2 separate regions of the Mus musculus genome follow, and region 1 is linked to region 2. The links are chromatin contacts, found by POLR2A ChIA-PET in ENCODE. All regions are on one chromosome and are shown on one strand. Each heading gives the region's core, a stretch centred on a gene start or an enhancer-like site at or near the end of the contact. The rest is flanking DNA. Distances are from core to core; before and after follow the strand shown. Region 1 holds the start of Zfp266 (zinc finger protein 266). Region 2 holds the start of Zfp26 (zinc finger protein 26).

Region 1 (2,700 bases), core at 108-2,607, 61 kb before region 2:
AGAACAAAAGAGGTATCAGGTATACTGGAAAAGGAGTTACAGACACTTGTAGGCTGCCATATGCGTACTGGGAACTGAACCAGGGTCCTTTGGAAGAGCAACAAAGGTTCTTAACCACTGAGCAATCTCTCCAGACCAACTTCTCCATTTCTTTAAAACATCTTTTGATCTCCCATTCATGGTCCCCTTTCTAGGTTCATGTCTTATATTCACAGTCACAGCCATATGAGACACACACACACACACACACACACACACACACACACACACACACAAAGCTAGTATCCATATAGGATCCATGTGAAACTATGAAGTAGTTTATAACTCTTTCTGGCCTTGAACTCACAGAGATCCACTTGTGTTTGCCTCCTGAGGGCTGTTAAAGGTGCATATCACTATGCCTGACCTAGTTTTACTCTGAATTATTCCAAAAATAGAAAACACCCAAGCTGTTAAACTGTCTCTAAAAATTAAGTCGTTTGGGCCAAAAAGCTGGCTCAGTGGGTGAAAGAGAAGCTGACTTCCATTGCTGAAACCCATGGTGATAACGGACGCCTGAAAGTTGTCCCCTGACCTCCATACATTGCCATGTACATGCCTGCTTACTCTGTTAAACCATGCACACACATACACACACCCCATTATCACGAAAAATCAGGAAAAGATGTTAGGAACTAAGCATTTTGGATACAGGGTTTCATGTATCCCAGACAGACTGGCCTTGAATTTACTATGTAGCCAAGGATGGCCTTGAACTTTGTCTTCTTCTCCCAAGCACCACTAGTACCATCTACGGTACTGGCGATGGATCCCAGGGCTTCGTGATGCTAGTCCGGGCTCTACTAACAGCCCTGGGTGGTGAAAACGTGATGGAATCAAGGACTGAGGTGTTAGCAGAGTCCAGAGACACACAAAGACAGGTCGACATAAAGGTGTCTGGAGACAGCACTAACTGAATGGACCAAACGGATCATTTTTCCTGGGTTGGCAGATTGTGCAACATGGCTAAGGGCATCGCGAGCGTGAGGGAGAGGCGGGAGAGAAAAGCTTTTGTCAGCAGCATCTCCACCGGGGCGTCCCCACACCCATCCTCGCCCCACCGGTCCGCCATCAACCGAGGCGCACCCCGGCCTGGTCCCGCCTCTCGCCCCGCCCCCGCACTGCTCCCCCTTCAAGGTCTCGCTTCTGATCTCGACCTCTCGGCTCTTTTCCTGTCTCAACGCCCCTTATGAACCCACCCGAAAAAGGGTGCAACTGTCGGGACGCTGGAACAAACAAGTTTTTCTCTCCAGCTTGGAGAGCTCCAACGTGGCTGAGAACTCCGAGCCGGAAATGGAAGTGACGTCACGGCCAGCCCCCCCTTTTCTCCGAGCTCTGAGTCCTTCTCGGCGTTTGTCCGAGGGCTCTCCACGCAGCGCTCGGTGAGGATTCGGTGAGGAGCTGCGGGGGCGGCGCGGGGAGGGCGAGGACTCGGTAGGCCTGTGCGGGGAGGCGGGCCGAGCTCTGCTCGCGGGGTCCCGCGGCTTCCCGGGCTCTGCAGCCTTCCCGGGTGCCGCGGCCCGAGTGCGCATCCCGACTCAGCCCTGAGCTGTTTGCACCCACCTTTCTTCTAAAGCCGGTGTAAAGTAACCTTCGTGGAATTATTTTCCTCCCCAGAAAGAATAGACTTTTCGCCATTGGTATCACATTGAGACGCTGCATTTTCCATTCTTGGACCGGGCGATTCTGTTTGGGGGAGCCGAGCTTTGGCTGAAAGGTGGGTGAGGGCAGCCTTTTCCTCTTGTTTTTCTTTTTGTGTGTGTATGGAAAGGAATGCTTTATCCGATTATTTCGCTTTCGTGGGACCTATGTTTACCTGAGACACATTGCATTCTGATTTTTTTAAAAAGGCAACTTCGTTGTAGACTTTCGCAGAGTGCATTTATCTGTATATAAATATAAACGTACAAAGACCCGGGTCTTTGTGTTGAAGAAAAGTAAGGATAACAAGTTACTCTTGATTTGATGCTGGGGCCGCAACTCAGAGCCTCATGATGCTAAGCACTCTCCTGCTGAGCTACACCCTAGCCCAAATAGTTAGCTATTGTCTGAATGTTGTAGGCCTGTGCCTCCTTGCAGACTTTAAAAAATGGAGGCTTTGTTAGGTTAGTACTGATTAAACTGGTTGGTTTTTCAAGGAAAATTAAAATACAGTTTATGTTGAACTATTTGAGAATAGGTTGGGAATTTCAGGCATGATTTTTTTACATAACGGGGTAATACATTTTCTAAAAAAAAAAAAAAAGAAGATACTGACCCAGTAAGACCGTAAATACTGATCTTTCAGCCAAGATAATAAAAAATTAATATTATCTAATATCTTCTTTGTGTGAAATCAGAATTCTTCATTGTTATAAGTTTTTGGGTGTTTTTGCATCTAAGATCTTTTCAAAGTTTCTTTGTTTTTCTAATAGTGGGAATTGAATCTAGGGCTTTGTGCATGTTTAGTAAGCTCTCTTACTGAGCTATAAACCAAGACCTCTTTAAGGCATTTTTGCTGTTATTTAATCTATTTTAAGTTGTTATCTGTTTATGTGTGGGGTGTGGGTTTCTGCCTTGAGTGCAGTGCCCCTGGATGTCACAAAGGGCCTTGGCTCCCTACAGCTGCGTTACAGGAGGTTGTGAGCCACCTGGTGCGGTGCCGGTGTGGTGCTGGGAACC
Region 2 (2,700 bases), core at 149-2,648:
GGCTAGCATCCAAGGCTAGCTCATTGTCACAACTCACCAAGACATTCAAAACCAATCTCAGGATATCTGTCTGCCAACAATTAAAGGTGGTGACAGACAGGCTAAGTCACAGAACACACACACACACACACATGCACACACACACAGAGGAAAGGAATACTGCATGGCCACTTTCATTCCTGGAGCAAACATAATATGAAGGTATAAAGCTCTTCTAGAGGGCCAGGGCTCATGCACACACACACACAGACACACACACACACACACACACACACACACACACACCCCTTTGTTTTTGTTGTTGGTCTCCTCCTCTTTCTTCTCTTCTTCCACAGGGTATCTCTATATACCAGCCCCTGGCTGTCCTAGAATTCACTTTGTAGAGTTGGCTAGCCTCAAAATCACAGATATTCGCTGGCTTCTGCCTCCTTAGTGCTAGATCAGTAGAGGACACAAAGTTTTATAGGAAAGAGATAGTACACAATCACAAGATACTGGTGTGGGCTTCTATAGGGCATCCCATTTAAGTATATCTTCAATGCATACACACACACACACACACACACACACACATATAAAATCTTGTGACTTTCTAAGTTATATTTCTCAAAGGATATAATTTATAAGGTTTAAAGATTAAGCATAGCTTAAAATTTAAATAACATTTAAAATTAAGTACAATATATTAACTTAATTTTTACTCTTACTGTTTACTCTTAATGAATATGTTTGTAAATGAAATTGTAAGATGGTTTTGTGAAGTACATTGTTCAGATTTAGGGTTGAGAGGAATGCTAATATAGTAAAATTCAAGACTATTGACATTTTGGCCCTAAGTAAGTAGAATTTGTCGCCTTACTATTTTCATTTTGTTTTGAGATGAGTTTTCACTTTGCAGTCCTGGCTGGCTTGAAACTTATTTTGTGGATCTAGCAGTCCTCGAATCAAGAAGATTGCCTGTCTCTGCCTCTGCGTGCTGTGATTGCAGGGGTGTGCTGCCATGCACTGATATTTGCTTTTAACATCTTATTTGAGATATCTTTATGAAAACACACATTTTTTCCCTCTGTATATGCAATTTTTGGCTGTATCAGTTGTGTTCACATTTTAAATTTTTCATCAGAAAGTCTCAGGGTGTGAGGCTTTCTTTTTTCATGTCCTCTTCATTTTCCCCATCTTTCTAGCTCGTTTCACTACCAACGATTAGAATTTAGCATGGTATCCAGAGAGTAAAGACTGAAGTGGTTAAATGGAAGCTATAGGCTGGTTCACAGACCTGGCAGTGCATCTGCCCAGGAAGTACAGGAACCAAGAGGAGGTAGGGAAGGAAAGGTTTGTGAGCCTCCTGAGACCCCGTACTTCCCGGTGTGTGTTTAACTTTGCACTGGGATTGGCCAATCGAGAAGGCCGTTCTCGCTCAGAAATCTTGTTCAAACTTCAATTTCATTCTTTGACTGGGCTTTTAACCTCCGCTTCAGAATCAATCGGCATCCAATTCCGGGGAACCGAAATTTCAATTCCGGAAGGACTCGGACACGGTAAACGGAAGTGAACCGCAGCTCGCCTCCGTCTCTTCCGGTGTGGCTTCGTGCGGCCCCCTTCTCTTTTTCTCGGTAGTAGCAGGCCGGCTGGGCGGGTTCTGGTGAGGCTAGGTAAGGGGATGGGCGGTGGCGGAGGTGGGGAGTGAGGCCTGGGTGTGGCCTCCATGGCGACTCCGCTGGTTCCCAGGCCGCGAGTCTCGCCCCGTTGCTTCTCAGAGGCTAGGGCCCTGCACTTCTCAGGTCCCGGCCGGGGGCCATTTCATCGGAACGATATTTGAGCTCCCCGTGCCTTCGAATGTAGCCCTTGCTGCCTCGAACGCCTTTAAGGTAATCGTACAAAATTTTTGCCTTCCAGAAAGAAGGATTTCGGCCGTTGGAATCTGTCTTCGCGCCCCATCGCTCCAGGAACCTGGCCATCCCGCTTCATTGTGAGCAGTGGGTGGAATTTGATGGAGCAGGAAAGTCCCAGGGTGAGGAGCTTCTGTCCGTTCTCATTTCCTCCACAGTCTCTCTCACTATCAACTATTAGAATTTAGTTGCTTTCGTGGAAACCGATGCATTTCATTAGTTCTTTCTGTTTCTCTCTCTCTCTCCCTCCCTTCTTCCCTCCATCCCTCTCTTGCACTCTCCCTTTCTCCTCTCCCCTCTCTCTCTCTCCCCCAAACCTCATGCATCCATTTTGAGAAAGTGTTAAATGCTCAGGCCATGCATATTTATCTGTTTGCAGACCACAAACCATCCCTTACCCCTTCCCTTCATCCCAACAATAAAGTATTAACAAGGGAAAAATAGGGAGTTTGGCACTCAAGGGATGGCTCATGAAAAACTGAAACTTGGGACTGGAGAGATGGATTAGTGATTAAGAGACCACATGTCATTTCTAGAGGATCAGATTTTAGTTCCCAGCACCCATGTTAGTGGCGTGTAACAGCCTGTAATTCCAGCTATCTGGGAATGGGGAGACCAGAGTCTCTAGGCACTTGCAGTCATGTGCGCCCCCCCCCCCTTAAATAAATAATAGAACTCTGTTAAGGAATGGGTGAGGCTTTATTTGATATGTTATTTCTCCACTGGTGAAATGAGCCAATTCAAGCCAGATTAGAATATTAGAGCAGGTTTATTGGGACGCTGCTCTCTGGTGAGTACATTGGCCCCAAGG

What was found. ChIA-PET counts read pairs that join two places held with the same protein, here RNA polymerase II (POLR2A).
Region 1: POLR2A ChIA-PET joins it to region 2 with 29 read pairs in Patski. The contact joins the promoter of Zfp266 here to the promoter of Zfp26 in region 2. POLR2A ChIA-PET finds 5 or more read pairs at or near these places in 2 of 5 experiments (Patski and embryonic stem cell).

Annotation. Positions count from the first base shown.
Region 1 is chr9:20,520,076-20,522,775 of GRCm38, reverse strand. Zfp266 (zinc finger protein 266) reads left to right here and starts at 1,357. Exons shown (of 9, transcript NM_001082485.1): 1 at 1,357-1,432; 2 at 1,657-1,756.
Region 2 is chr9:20,458,858-20,461,557 of GRCm38, reverse strand. It overlaps Zfp26 (zinc finger protein 26), which reads left to right and starts at 1,398. Exons shown (of 10, transcript NM_011753.3): 1 at 1,398-1,613; 2 at 1,897-2,011.